2 separate regions of the Mus musculus genome follow, and region 2 is linked to region 1. A link is a loop called in an ENCODE intact Hi-C map of the cell type or tissue named here. Cell type or tissue: gastrocnemius. All regions are shown on one strand.

The links. Peaks named below come from ENCODE experiments on the same cell type or tissue, not always from the same donor. Only the 100,000 strongest peaks of a DNase experiment are listed, where the experiment ranks them.
Region 2: a loop joins it to region 1, with 4 times the contacts of the local background. A loop is called at or near these places in 11 of 42 quality-filtered maps.

The regions. Positions count from the first base shown.
Region 1 is chr1:182,112,408-182,120,407 of GRCm38, forward strand. Gm39719 (a long non-coding RNA gene) reads left to right here. Exons shown (of 4, transcript XR_865804.2): 4 at 1,163-1,234. It overlaps Gm33725 (a long non-coding RNA gene), which reads right to left. Exons shown (of 3, transcript XR_373761.4): 2 at 3,079-3,220. Among named protein-coding and RNA genes, the nearest start is that of Srp9, 8.3 kb to the right of the region's middle. In gastrocnemius, CTCF peaks have their summits at 3,010 (motif pointing left) and 3,500 (motif pointing left); DNase peaks (open chromatin) are centred at 1,943, 3,006 and 3,469; H3K4me3 peaks cover 204 bases; H3K27ac peaks cover 890 bases.
Region 2 is chr1:181,724,857-181,732,856 of GRCm38, forward strand. It overlaps Dnah14 (dynein, axonemal, heavy chain 14), which reads left to right. Exons shown (of 87, transcript NM_001377039.1): 54 at 530-697; 55 at 1,553-1,645. Among named protein-coding and RNA genes, the nearest start is that of Gm33612, 100 kb to the left of the region's middle. In gastrocnemius, a CTCF peak has its summit at 4,028; a DNase peak (open chromatin) is centred at 4,037.

The DNA.
Region 1 (8,000 bases):
CCATGAAGAGCAAAACTAGATGTGTTTCATGAGCCTTACCCATCCATTCCGACAGCTCCGGAGAGCTCAGTGCTTATATTCAAGTCAACAGCTCGAGGACTGCAGAATCTCAGTCGGTGACTAAGAAGACTATTTCCCTTAACACTTTGCACGTGGGGTGGTTTTCTGGCGCACTGTCATCTTGGGCACTGGTGAAGACTTACAGAGCAGGACTGTCTGTTTGCATGGGCCTGTGTCTGAGGTACCGAGCCATAAAGGGCTGGCCCTCCCTCTCAGCTTCTGCACTCTGGCGCCGTTTGAAGAGTAGCGCAGCGCTGGGCGTGGTGGCGCACGCCTTTAATCCCAGCACTCGGGAGGCAGAGGCAGGTGGATCTCTGAGTTCGAGGCCAGCCTGGTCTACAAAGTGAGTTCCAGGACAGCCAGGGCTACACAGAGAAACCCTGTCTCGGGAAAAAAAAAAAAGAGTAGCGCAGCTTCCAACATTAAAGGAACAGACAGCCCATCCATGCTTGGCCCTGGTCACACCCGAGGAACACAGAACGTCACATCTTAGCACGGAGCTTTGCACATGCTATTCTTCTCTCCCACAGGGGGCTGGAGGGCCCTGTGTGGTGTGAGGAAGGGGAGGGAGTGCCGAGGAGAGAAGTCAGGTGGAGAGGTTGGCAAGGAAGGAAGAGGGCTAGGGAACTGCACGCAGGACTCCCAAGGCTGAGTGGGGAAACTGACACAGGACCCTGCCCAACATCATCTCACCCCCTTATCTTCTCCGTCTGCTCCTCCACAGTCACGGAGCACCTAGTGGCCAGAGACCTCAACCCTTCTCTGTATTTTCTGCATGCTGCAGCCCCATAATCCATGCTGCTAAGTATGCCGCTAGGCGAGTCCCATATCCCATGTCGCATGCCGCATGCACCACGGCTTGAAGCGGGCGGGTGGAAGATCTTCCTCAGCACAGCTCCAGCCCGCACTGCCCTCTCCAAGGCCTCTTCACCAGAGGGTTATTCTAGGCATGTGAGGTCATCATGGTATTCCCAGGACCCCCACCCCGCCCCCACCCACTAGTGACACCTGTTGCTCTGTGTCCTTGCTCACCCCTGCTTGGATCAGAAAGCCTGATTGACCATTTCATACGACGTACATTGTCCTTCCCTCTAAATTCCAGCTCCTTGGCACAGCCTGTACAAAAGGACTCAGAAGAAACATTACTACGGTCACACTCTTCGATGCTGGTCCCCTTCTCGAAACCTAAGAAAGCTCTTGCAACCAGGAGGATGCTGGGGAGGGGTCCCCTGACCTTTTGGACTGGATGACCAATGAGCTGACAGCTGTGTGCAATCAGGACTCCACAGTCCCCGTTCTCTAGGCCACCCAGAGGGTTTCCACAGCTGAGCGGAGCCTGCTGCTGAGTGGAGATGTCATCTGATTCATTAATTAAAGCGAACACTGTTCATCCAGTGCTCTGGGGCATGGTTTAAAAAAAGAACCCAGAACATTTACCATTTGATAGAAATAGCATTCGTCAGCGGGAGAGGTAACTGAAGTTTTACTCTTAGCCCCTTCATTCCAAGAGTACCCCCACCCTGTCCCGGTTCCCACCTTCCTTACCATGCTGCTTTGTTGACGAGGGAATCCCTGCCAGAGTTTGCTAATTGGGTTAATGGAGTGACTATGTAATTGTTCCCTCTCCCACAGCCCAGCCCACCCCACTGGCTGCTTTCCGACTACCTGCCTCTCACCACTTTCAGGATAGTTAATTTGCAACAACAACTTCCATTGTCGTCCACATCTGGGACTTTGGGGTTTTAAGTGATGCTCCCTAAGGCAGAGGACAGAAATGCGGCTATTTTGGTTTGTGTGGCCTACAATGGAGCCATTCTGTGGAGTTTCTGAGCAGTGCGGGGCTACCCAGGGAGAGGGGAAATTGGAGCCCGGCTCTGATGGGACCTGGGCCAGGGAAGAAGAGGGAGGAACAGGGGGAGGTCACCGACTGGGTCAAATCCCGACCTTTTCTTCCAGCTACTGGGATTTGAATTTCATTTTAATAAGATGCAGATGAAACCTACGGGCTGAGCCTCGGGAATCTCAGTGCTTTGCCTTCGACCTCTGGTCTCCAGCACCGGCAGCTTGTACCAAAGGAGGTGGCCCTAAGGGTGGCTTTGCTGGTGTCCGAGGTTCAGTCAGGGCACTCTTTGTGCTCAACACCCTTGGGAAAGCACCAACACCTATATCCCTCTCCCCTCCCAAACAAGACAAACCCAAACACCCCAAGGCTTTTCTCCTGTTGTTTTTGGGGTGTGTTTGTTCTGTTTGAAATCTGTTTCACTTAATGGATTATTAGTGGTTCAAATCACAAAAACATCAGCATCCTTGAGGCAGGGCACAGGAGAGCTGGAGGCCACCTCCAGGACCTCAGAGGTGCACCGGGTGTCTTAGAGGTGGGGCTGAGTCGACTCCCAGGCTGCGTCCCAGCACCTGGGCTTGGATGCCCGGCAGGCTCTTGCACTGCCTGCCCTTGTTGCCCTGCCCCAGTCCCAATACGATCTTGAGGCAGCAGGACAGGGATTCTGAGCGATGGACCTGGCTGACAGGATAGTTCAGGAATAGAGCAATTACCTACTCATGTACTAGAAAATAAAAATAAGTAAAATCATGGTAGGTATCCTAGCACTCAGAGGGCAGAGACAGGAGGATTGCCACAAGTTTCAAAACTTGTCCCAAAAAGACAAAACTAAACAATCAAACAAAACCCAAAAACCTAAACATACAAATAGCCCACCACTACCACCACCACCACAACAAAAAAACAACCAATAAAGACAGAAATTCCAGGGACTATTGAATTTGGGCCATTGGAGATTAGCCTTGGTGGCGTCCCAGAGCACACACTTCTCCCAACCCTTTGGACATATTTTGAGTATACACTGATAGGTTAGGTTGTCTTGTCCTGACTGAGTTACCTGGTCAGGCAGGGGCCGGAAGACTTCTGTGGAACCCTGAGTGTTGTGTGCCCCCTTGTGGAAGGGCTCCATCAGTGCACATTTCCATTTCCAGGTAAATTTGACCGACCTCCTCACCTACCTGTGCTCTCTTATTAGCGTGTAAACATCTCGTGTGCTTCTCTGGACTCTCTGAAGCTCATCCACTTGGTTGGCAGACCCAGGAAGAGGCACCCAGGAGCTCAATAAGTAACACTGGATTGGAAATTCCTGGCCAAGCTTTTCTGGTGAAAAGAAGTGTCAGGATTGTTTGGGTGTCTAAGAAGGTAAAGTGTGGAGACAGCACAGCATCTGAATGTCTGTGTCCCCAAAGGTTCCCGGGAAGCACTCAAGACTGATCTCCAAGGACCCACACTCAATAGTCCCTGGGTTTTAAGCAAATGGCAGACACCTTCCAGCTAAGCTGAGTTCCTGCAGCTTGGAGTCTGGTCTCCTCAGGAAGGGCTGATTCTGAGCCAGTACTTGGCTTGGATCTACTGCACAGCACTGCCCTCCGCTGGTCTGAGCCCTTCTGCTGGGAGGGCCTCCTCAGGTTTCCCTCCCTCCTTCCTTGGGGCAAGAGTGTTCTGGATAAACAGGATTTTTTAGTTGGCTTCTCTTAGCAGGTGTGTTTTACCCAGCCTGTCTTGCTTTGGGTCCATGAAACCTGGGAAGGTAGAAGAACAAAGTCTTCCTTGATGCTGCTGGCACATAGTGGGTTCTATAAATATTTATTTCGGGAGAATAAACATAGCCACACATGTTTGGCATGCCAGCTGCACTTGGGACACTCGGGACTATTGTGATGCCCATTAGAGGAGGAATTCATTTAAGGACCCACACCTGTTCTTAGTTCAGAACAGCTGCTGCCCTGTGTGTAGAAGCCAAACCAAGGAAAACAGAGGGGGACAAAAGTTCAAGCAGGAGAAGCGCGCTCAGAAATAGTCATTCCATTCAAAACACTATTGGAGGGTTTTTTTCTCTTCCTTTTGCAGTGAAACTCAGGATCTCACGCATAGTGGCCAGGTGCCCTGCCAACAACACTTTACAGAGCAGAGTCCCTTCCTTTTCTCGCTTACCAGCTACTGTCCCCATTAGTTACTGTCCCCGTTGCTGAGATAAAATAGCGTGACAAAAGCCACTTAAGGAAGGAAGGAAGGAAGGAAGGAAGGAAGGAAGGAAGGAAGGAAGGAAGGAAGGAAGGACTTTGGTTGGCTCACAGTGTCAGCCCCATCATGGCCAGCAAGACAATGAATGAGGCAGAGTCTGAGGCGGCTGGTCAGATCATGTCCACAGTCAGAAAGCAGGAAATAATGAGTGTGTCCTGCTCACTTTGTTGTTGTTGTTTGCTTGTTTTGAGTCAGAGTGCCTCTCTCTATATATTCCTGGCTGTCCTAGAACTCACTATGTAGACCATGCTGTCCTCAGAATCACAGAGATCTGTCTGCCTCTGTCTCTTTGGTGCTGGGATTAAATGCATGAAATGTATGTGCCATCACACCTGGCTCACTTTATCCTTTTTATACAGTCTGGGAGTCCAGCCTAGAGAATGGAGCTGCTCACAATACTTCCACCTCAGTTAACCTCATCAATATAATCTCCCACAGGCCTCCTCATGGCCTGTCTCCCAAGTGATTATAGATCCACCAGGTTGACAAGTGAGAATAATCATCTTACTGGCCACTGAAACTTTTGGGTAAAAGATATAGAACCAGGGGCTGGAGAGACGGCTGAGCGGTTAAGAGCACTGACTGCTCTTCCAGAGGTCCTGAGTTCAATTCCCAACAACCACATGGTGGCTCACAACCATCTGTAATGGGATCTGATGCCCTCTTCTGGTGTGTCTGAAGACAGCTACAGTGTGCACATATACATTAAATAAATAAATAAATCTTTAAAAAAAGATATAGAACTAAAGGTAAGTAGCAGATGAAACCAGGGTCTGCCAGCTCTCAGGAATCAGCATGCTCTGGCCCTTGCTGTGGCAAGCTTGCATAGGTATTTGTAAACTTGCCTTCTTGTCTCTGCTCCTGACCCCATTAACCTTTTTTTTTTAAAGATTTATTTATTAGGTATAGAGCATATATGACTGCAGGCTAGAGAAGGGCACCAGATCTCATTATAGATGGTTATTCACCACCAAGCGGTTGCTGGGAATCGAACTCAGGGCCTTTGGAAGAGCAGCCAGTGCTCTTAGCCCCTGAGCCATCTCTCCAGCTTGACTCCATTAGCCTTAAAACATTCTGCTCAGCACAATGACTGGTCTGTAAGAAGAACGAGACTTGAAGTTACAGAATTCCTGGCTGTCAATCACAGGGTATGAGTGACAATAATCTGCCAACGCTCCTAAGTCGGAAGGAATCAGGTATTACATCTATTGCTTAGACATTATTATGATTTACTGAAAAACTGTTTTAATCTCTCAAATTCAAGTCTGGGGTTAGCCCAGGACCTGGCAGTTCAGAGAAGAGGTCTAGACTCAGTACTAATCCAGGCATCCTAGAGCACAGTAGGTAAAACTAATGGCTGCTACCTTGGGATTCCAATGCCTAAGGGAGGCAGGGAAGGCTACCATGGAGCCAGGGCAATTTTCCCTGAGGGCAAAACAAAACTCTGGAACAGAAATGACCATCTTATAATGACCAAGCCAGCTCAGTCAGTCGACGGATTCTCCGGGGAGGGAACGAGGATCAAAACGCAAATATGACCACTAGACAACACTGTAGCATGACCCAGCCTGTTCTGAGGCTGAAGCAGGTTTAATTTTGCCCAGTCTGCTTTTATACCATTTTAAGCACGTGCAAATAATATGGTCAGTTCTAGGTTAAGGAACAAACAAGGCAATAAACACAAATAGTCAAGGGACAAACAAGACAATAAACAAAGTCCCTTGATCAATGTTTCCAGTGGCTTATCTGAATGTCCAAGATAACAGAAATGCCACATTCTTCTGCTGAGGTTACCTTGAGCTTTGTATTAGCCCAATGTTAATATTCTTATCTGAGACTATTTCCTGGTCTTAACCTAAAGTCAAATTCTTGCCTGGAGCCTACTTCCGTGTCCTGGCCCAATGTTTCTTGTAAAGTTTTTAGAAGCGGCCCCCCAAGCTCTCCTCATTATAGAACACTGTAATGTGATTTCCGGATGCAGGTAAGATTTGTGACGATATTAACTGTGAAGACGGAGGAAAGCCCCATCCTCAGTATAATAGCAAGAGTAAGGGCATAACGAGGGGCCATAACTACAGATAAGTAGTGACTTCAGTCTAGAAATAGTCTGAAGTGAATGAATTTCCTAGAGTGGGTTGGATCACATAGAATGTGGATGGAATAAGAGAAGAGAGCTGGCGGGTGTGGTGGCGCATGTCTTTAATCCCAGTACTTGGGAGGCAAGAGGCAGGCGAAGTTTCTGAGTTCGAGGCCAGCCTGGTCTACAGTGAATTCCAGGACAGCCAGGGATACACAGAGAAACCCTGTCTCAAACAAACAACAAGAACAAAAGACAGCCTAATTGATTTGCTCCTAGTGATTGGCTCCTAAGGCTTTCTGCATCTCAAGAGAAGAGAGCTTACAAAATTAAACCACAAAACTGAGGAAGGTGAGGGAGAAAGGAAGACCTTGGCTGCCTGTTAGGGTCTATAGGTGCTTGCGATGGTAAATCTTCATTTTCAGCTGGATGGGGCTTAGAATCACACAGAAATACACTCCTGGGTATGACTAGGAGGGTGTTTTCAGGGTAGACCCTCCTTGAATGTGGGCAGCTCCATCCCCTAGGCTGTAGTCTTAGGTAGGAAGGAAGAAGTCAGCCGAACACCAGCATTCATCTGTCTTTGCTTCATGACTGTGGATATAATTAATATGAGTGAGTAGCTGCCTCACTCTCCTGTTGCCATAACGTCCTGATCATGATGGGCTGGATCCTCAAATTCTGAGCCACAATACATGTTTCCTTCCTTAAGTTGCTTTTCTCTGGTATTTCTTCACAGCGAAGTAGAAAATTAATAATGTTTGAAAGTGGATTTCTCCTGGATCTCCATGGGATAGGGATCCATCTTCAAGAGGCTGAAAAGAGTAGGCCCTTGGAGTTTTTAGGAATGGAGCTATCTTTCAACTCTAAGCAGATGAATCCATAATGCTAGACCTTGTAGCTTGAGTACAATTAGAGACACAAGTAAGACTTGGTAAGGTTTATTTATGTTGGGGATTGGTGCTAATGCTTTGTCTTATTTAGGCTTTCAAAAAGCTGTGCTCCCAGACCTGAGGGTTCCTGCTCCTGGTTGGCTTCCATTGCTAATAAAGAATTGCTGAAGTGGGGCATGGTGGCACACGCCTTTAATCCCAGCACTCCGGAGGCAGAGGCAGGCAGATTTCTGAGTTCGAGGCCAGCCTGGTCTACAAAGTGAGTTCCAGGACAGCCAGGACTATACAGAGAAACCCTGTCTCAAAAAACAAACAAACAAACAAACAGAATTTCTGTGGGCAGAAAGACAGAGGTGGCCTTTTAGATTTTGGAGAATCACCATGACCCAGAGGGAGAAAGATCAGATGTAAGAGCTGCAGAAAGAAAGCAACCAGTCAAGTAAGATTTCAGGAAAATGGCTGTAGCAGCCACTCCTGATTGGGCCTGGGGTAGCAGAGATGAAATGTTGATTTAACAAGTGACTCAGGAAAGTTGGAGGGGAGAATATATGCTAGCCGCAGGGAGGATTAGAAATGCCCAGCCACTGAGCTAGTCAAGGCTAGTCGAAATTAGCTGGCATATCATTCACGAATCCAGAGAGCTTGTGTGTGTGTGTGTGTGTGTGTGTGTGTCCAGCAGGAGGCCAAAGCGGTTTAACTAATTTACTGCTACAGGTATAGGCCAAACAGCTTCAGGTAGTCTTTTATTCCGTGGAAAGGGTTTTTAAGTAACCCTATTCCCTGGATTAATGCAAGGGTAAAATCCAGAAAAACTAAGGTTTAAGCTAGAGGCTGCATATACTCTGTATTCAGTGGTGACGCCTGTACGACTACCAGAATATAATCT
Region 2 (8,000 bases), 390 kb before region 1:
GATGAGGCTCAAATAGGAGAGAGTTTGTCACCTTGGTATGAAAGAGAGCCAAAAGCATGCAAAGAGGAAGGCAGCTGTGCAAAGCCACAGCCTGGGGTGGTCGCTGACAGCCAATGAGGGAGAGTCATCCTCCCAGATTGCCAGTGGAGCTGCAGGGCACCGGACTCCAACCACAGCACCCTCTGCCCAAGTTCTGAACTCTGAGGACAGTTCATGGGCACAACTCTATCTCAATATTCTTGGCTTCCTTTGTAACGGTGTATTTTATTAGAAGCATTTTTTAATGCTATTTTGAGGAGGGGGTTACAAGTGTGTCTGCTCAAAGGAACACACACAAGCACACACACACACACACACACACACACACACACACACACACAAATAGGTTACGAGCCTGAATCTGAGGTTGCGCCACCAGAAGCTTCTATGACAGATAGACTGTGGTCTTAGTAAAAGATGGGATTTCAATGTAAAGACAATGGAATTGGAATAGTGATTGAATACTCATTGAATTCTTGTTTCACAATAGATTTACTGGAGTCACGAGAGACTGATGAACAAGCCAGTCCTATTTGTGGACTTCATGGATATAAACAAGCCTCACCGGAAAAGGGTCTACCAGAACACCGATAACTACAATGAACTTTTGAGCATCCTTACCAAATTCCAACAGAAGTTGAGTTCATCATCTCTGGAGGTAAAGACACATCCCATGAAAGCCTGAAGAATGTTAAACATGCATATGCCCACATGTGTGTACATGTATAAATACAGAACACAAATTTTAAAGTGTGCATATCTGAGGTGGGGAAGGGAGAACATTTTCTCCGGTTTCAAAGGGGAAACATTGGAAGTACGTTCTTTGCACTCCTAGCTATTCTTTGTCTCAGTAGCATCTGACTCCAAGGACAGGCTGTAGGGAACTGTATGGAGTTAAAGGAGTTAAGAATTCAAGAGAGCACCAGGCGCTCCCAGCACTTGGGAGGCAGAGGCAGGTGGATTTCTGAGTTCAAGGCCAGTCTGGTCTACAAAGTGAGTTCCAGGACAACCAGGGCTATACAAAGAAACCCTGTCTTGAAAAACCATTAAAAAAAAAAAAAAGAATACAAGAGAGCATATGAACAGGGTTCAGAGTAAGAGACACACGATGGCTGTGGCTCTCTTCTTCTTTCACTGCTGTAATGAGCAGAGATACTCAGACACAGAGGTGCCTGTCAAATCAGATACCCCAAGCAATTTCCTGGGTGTCATCTCCCCATCTGATGTCAACTCGGAGCAACAGAAGAGCAACCTGGAACCCACTCCCCTGCTCTTCATCCTGTTCCTTCAATCCCAAGTCTGCTCACCAGAATATTAGCCAAGGGATGAGTGATGTCTCATGAAAAAAAAATGTGTTTTCTCTAAATGTTGATGGAAACTGTTAGCTGGCTCTAGGTTGTCATGCTACTAAAAAGAGTTGCTCCCATTCCCATTTCCTTATATGTAAAACCTTAGTGCACGTCTGACTTTTCTACACCTGTAATTTGTTTATTTGCTATATTTCTTTTGCCAGATGTCTCATTCAGTTGTATTCTTCAAGGAAGCTATAGATCATATTACAAGAACTACCAGAGCCCTTCGACAGTCAGGGAGTCACATGTTACTGGTAGGAATTTAAGTAATTCAAATGTTTTTAAGGTTGCAAAATGATAATTCAGAAAGTCCAGTAAAATCAGCATACAGAAGCTGTATTCTTCTGTAAATTATGAAAATTCCTAATAATAATAATAATAACAGAGTCATAGAGCAGGATCTTAGTCTTCATTGTTTGCAAAAAAAAAAGTTGGCACATGGACATGTTATGTGTTTGGAGAAAGGCCCTTGATATGACGAAAACAGATGTGCTCCCCACCACATGTGCATCCTAGCGTTAATCTGCTATCTACACAGGTGGATCCTGACTTCAAAAATAGTACATCAACTTGGATATTGATTTAGAAATAAGAACCATTGCACAAAGATCTGTCTCTTAAGAGAATTTGAGACAGCTAATTTAAACTTCCAAAGACTTAGAAGAGAGAAAAGGTTTTGAAAAGCTAAATAAAATCCACACTATTAATCCAGCAAGCATATAATGTGCGTGTGATCTGAGGACTCACATGGGAGAAGGAAAACTTACTCCTGTGAACCTCTATACTCATGTGTGTATGTGCATAAACACACACATACAATAAATGTAATAAAACAATTTTAATCCATAATATTTAGCCAATTATATAAACACATTAATTTGTTATTTATGGGTACCATTTATTTATATTTTATTTATAACTTTTTTTTAAAAGGACTTTATCTCTCATGCAGAACAACTAGATTTTTACTTAACCAATCTTTCTTAAAAAGACATTAATGACAAAATTAAAAGGAAAGTTTGCAATGAGAAAGTAGAAAAAAAAATTGGCACATGAACATGTTATCTGTAACACAGTAAAAAGTAAATCTGTCCCCCACTCAGCTGTTGTCTTGACATTGTGTCCCTTCTAAGCGTGGCATTGCATGAGGCTTTCCATCTGTGTGGCCTGGGACTCTAGCCTGAGGGTTGGTGACACCCACCATGGTCGGTCTTCTCAAATCAATTAGCCTGATCTAGAAATCCTCACACATGCCCTGGCATTTGTCTCCAAGGTGACTGTAGATCTGATAAATTTTGAAAATCGGCAAATTAGAAAATACCTTGGAAAAAAGAAAGCAATTACAATAAATGTCTAAAGGAATATCCATAGGAAATCTATACGTCTAAATGCTTATACTTAAGAAGAAGAAACTTCAAACCAATAGCCTAGACTACAAAAAGGAAACTACAAAAACAAAAGGTAATCAAACCCAAGGCAAGTAATAATAACGATGATGATGATGTTTAATGGAGTAGAAAAGAAGCAACAGAAAAACAAGTGAGGATTTTAATAAACCTGAAAGTTGGTTCTCTAGAGGATCAAGAAAATCTTCAGAGTCTCAGTGCCGTGAGGTGAGACTCGTGTTATTAAAACCAGTAGTCAGGTCAGTCCTGCCGTTACAGCGGTAAGGGGTCCTCCGCAAATAGTCAGTTAGATCGTTTACAGGAACGGGAGTTTTCCTACTTAGAGGGCTTGCAGTGCAGAGACAGTTCATCCTCATCCCAGCAGGGATTTCAAGGCAGCAGGAGCCTGAAGCAGCAGGTCACAGGACATCCACACTCAGAAGAAGAGGGTGATGCTCACCGCTCCGTTTCCTTTCTCCACACACAGGCCAGAATCTCAGCCAGATGAGTTTTCTTTATCAATTCATGTAACCAAGAGAATTCCCTCACAAGCTTGCCCAGAGGCCTGTCTCCCAGACGATTCTAGGTCTTGCCAAGTTGAGAATTCTCACAGACACTAAGAAAAATTGAAGAACTTGAAAGTCTTAGTGGTTCTAAGGTCACAAATAAAGGAATCTAGCTAAAAATTCTGAAACTTCCCGCAAGAAAATCTCAAAGTCCAACAGCTTCACTGGGGAATTCTAACAACTGTTTAAGGAAGAGTTTATTCCAACATTTCACAGACTCTTTGAGAAAATAGAGGGACTAATCTCCAACTTCTCTTTCTGTCTAGCAATACCAATACCAAGGCTAGACAAAGACTCTAGTCCATTTTGAGTGGCTATAGCAAAATATTTGTGTCTGGGAAACATAAAGCTACCTAGACTTATTCAGCTTATGATTCTAGACTCAGAAGAGGCTAAACAGCATGCCGGAGAGTTGGGAAATAGATAGAGGGCAGAGTCAGAATGGAAAAAATACACACACACACACACACACACACATATATGCAAGTGTTTTTATTCATAATTCTACCTAATCTTACTTGAAGAAAGTCACAAGGGCCAACAGCCCAGTTGAAAATGAGCAGATGCTTCACAGGACCTCAAGAAAACATCCTCAGAATCCTTTCACATGGAGGAAACCAACCTGTGGTAATAGCAGCACCTGAGCATGAAGTGAACCAGAATCCTAAGGAGCAGTCGCAGCAATCGCCAGGGGGAGACAGACACCAGAACTTTCTGTTGGTAGGGATGCACGTGGCACAGTTACTTTTGAGAGATGGCTTGGCAATGTCTTACAAAGCTAAACATAGCCTGGATATATGATCCCGCAAGCATGCTCCTCTATACTAGAAATTTTATAGCCACACACAATCTTGCCCATGAATGATAAAACGACTTTACTCATAATGGCCAAAGCCTAAAAGTTACCAAGATGAACCACAACAAGCATGTGATAACTTGTACTGTAGAATATTGTTCAGAGATAAAATAAGTAAGCTGAGACTGGACCATGGCTGTGTCACTAAACCGTGTGCTGCAGAAGCATAAAGAATTTGATCACCAGCACCTGTGTAAAACACTGAACGCTGGCTTGCTGACTAGATCAGCAATTGCCAGTTCCCAGTAAAAGAACCTGTCTCAAAAATGAAGTGGAGTCCGTCTGTGCCTGGAGCTGACCCTGTGCCACAGCTCTCCATACACACATCCTGTCAGAAGAGAGCTGGTCTCCCTAGAGTGCTCACACACCTGAGAGCACAGGTGAGATCACCACTTCTGCTAAAATTCCTGGCCCAAGAGGGACCCTCCCAGAGCCATTAGGTCATAGGAACTAAGGAACAGCCAGGGACAGGATCCTTCTGGTTTCTGTCTGCAACCTGGAGCTGACCCTGTGCCACAGCTCTCCATACTCAAATTCCTCCCAGAGACAACTGATCTCCAAGGAGTACTGACATACAGGTTTACAGGAAGGATAAGCCACAGAGTCAGCAGGACCAGCTAACACCAGAGATAACCAGATGGCTAGAAACAAGGGCAAGAACATAAGCAAGAGAAACCAAGGCTAATTGGCATCATCAGAACCCAGCTCACCCAGCACAGCAAGCCCTGGATACCCTAACACAGAGAAAAGCAATACTCTAATTGAAAAATCACATCTCATGATGATGATAGAGGACTTTAAGAAGGACATAAATAACTCCTTTGAAGGAATACAAGAGAATACAGGTAAACAGGTAGAAGCCCTTAAAGAAGAAACATAAAAAATCCCCTAAAGAATTACAGGAAAACACAAACAAACAGGTAAAGGAATTGAACAAAATCATCCAGGATCTAAAATATGGAAATAGAAACAATAAAGAAATCACAAAGGGAGACAACCCTGGAGATAGAAAACCTAGGAAAGAGATCAGGAGTCATAAACCCAAGCATCACCAACAGAATACAAGAGATAGAAGAGAGAATCTGAGATGCAGAAGATACCATAGAAAACATTGACACAACAGTCAAAGAAAATGCAAAATGCAAAAAGCTCCTAACCCAAAACATCCAGGAAATCCAGGACACAATGAGAAGAAGAAACCTAAGGATAATAGGAATAGAAGAGAGTGAAGATTCCCAACTTAAAGGAACAGTCAATATCTTCAACAAAATTATAGAAGAAAACTTCCCTAACCTAAAGAAAGAGATGCCCATAAACATACAAGAAAGAAGGCTACAAAACTTCAAATAGATTCGTCCAGAAAAGAAATTCCCCTCGTCACATAATAACCAAAACACCAAATGCACTAAACAAAAGAAGACTGTTTAAGGGAAAAAGGTCAAGTAACATAAAGGCAGACCTATCAGAATTGCACCAGACTTCTTCTCTTCTATGAAAGCCAGAAGATCCTGGGCAGATGTCATACAGACCCTAAGAGAACACAAATGCCAATTCAGACAAAACTCTCAATTTCCATAGATGGAGAAACCAATATATTCCATAACAAAACCAAATTTGTACAATCTCTCTCCACAAATCCAGCCCTAAAAGGATAATATATAGAAAATGCCAACACAATGAAGGAAACTACACCCTAGGGGGGAAAAAAAACCAAGAAAGTAATCTTTCAACAAACCCAAAAGAAGATAGCCACACAAACATAATTCCACCTCTAACAACAAAAATAACAGGAAGTAACAATCACTTTTCCTTAATATCTCTTAACATCAATGGACTCAATTCCCAAAAAAAAGACATACACTAACAGACTGGATATGTAAACAGGACACAGCATTTTGCTGCATACAAGAAGTGCATCTCAGTGACAAAGACAGACACTGCCTCAGAGTAAAAGGCTGGAAAACAATTTTCCAAGGAACAAGAAACAAGCTGGAGTAGCCATTCTAATATTGAATAAAATCAATATTTTGATAACGTTTCTACCAAGCGTTATCAAAAAAAAAAAGATAAGGAAGAGGACTCATCAGAGGAAAAAAGTACCAAGATGAACTCTCAATTCTGAACATCTATGCTCCAAATGCAAGGCCACCCACATTCATAAATGAAACTTTACTAGAGCTCAAAGCACACATTACACCTTACACAATAATAGTGGAAGACTTCAATGCCCCACTCTCACCAGTGGACAGATCATGAAAACAGAAATTAAACAGCCACAGTGAAACTAACAGAAGTTATGAAACAATCTAGATGTCCCTCCACAGAGGAATGGATACAGACAATGTGGTACATTTGCACAATGGAATACTACTCAGCTATGAAAAACAATGACTTCATGAAACTCACAGGCAAATAGATGGATCTAGAAAATATCATCCTGAGTGAGGTAACTCAGTCACAAAAGCACACACATGGTATGTATTCACTGATAAGTGGGTATTAGGCAAAGAGCATGGAATACCCACAGTACAACTCACGGACCACATGAAGCTCAAGAAGATGGAAGACCAAAGAGTGGATGCTTAGAAAGGGGAGCAAAATAATCAAGGGAAGTAGAAGGTGGGAGGGACTTGGGAGGAAGAGAAGAGGGGGAGGGGAAAAAGAGGGTAAGAATCAGGTATGGGAGGAGATGGAGGAGGGTCAGGAAATTTATCAGGGTGTGTATCAATGGGGAATGGGGAACTGGGGGTAGCAACCAGAAAAGTCCCAGATACCAGGAAAGCAAGAGCCTTCCAGGACCCCATGGGGATGACATTAGCTGAAATACCCCACACAGGGGAGGGAGAACCTGTCAAGACCATATCCAGAGGTTAGGCATGGCCCCCCTGGTTGAGGGATAAGGCCACCCACCCATCTCCAACATTTTAACCCAGAATTGCTCCTGTCTAGAGGAAAAACAAGGACAAAGTGTGAAACAAATACTGAAGGAAAGGCCATCCAGAGACTGCCCCACCTGGGGATCCATCCCACATGCAGACACCAAACCCAGTCACTATTGCTACTGCCACAAGTGCTTGCTGACAGGAGCCTGACACAGCTGTCTCCTGAGAGGCTCTGCCAGATCCTGACCAAGACAGATGAGGATGCTTGCAGATAACCATTGGACTGAGCACAGGGAGCCCAGTGGAGGAATTAGGGGAAGGACTGAAGGAGCTGAAGGGGCCTTCTCTGGCATCAGTGGGAGGGGAGGCCCTTGGTCCTGTGATGGCTCGATGTCCCCGGGTAAAGAAATGTTAGGGCAGTGAGGCAGGAGTGGGTGGGTGGGGGAGCACCCTCAGAGAAGCAGGGGGAAGGGAAGGGGTCAGAGGTTTGCAGAGGGGAAACTGGGAAGAGGGTAACATTTGAAATGTAAATAAATAAATATCCGATGTTTAAAAAGTGAAGGTACATGGCTCCTGAAGAAGACCTGGGATGGACTCATGGCCTCCACATGCAAGCATAGGAGCCTGTCCACTCACATGCAGCCATGAACACACACCAACACCCACCCAACCGCTCCAACACACAAGCCATGAAGCGGTGAGAGATAAGGTCACGTGGGAAAGGATAAACTTACATCGTTCCAGTTCCATCCTAACTCAGTTGCACGGCCATATCGAATGGGAGCAGCCTTCCACTTCTGGTCTTGATCACCACGTGTTGCCTGCCTGGGGTATCTTAATATTTGTACAACTTGGGATACTAGATTGATAGAAATTTTTCTTGAGTCCTTTACACCTTCTCCCAGGAGTACTGCTTCTAG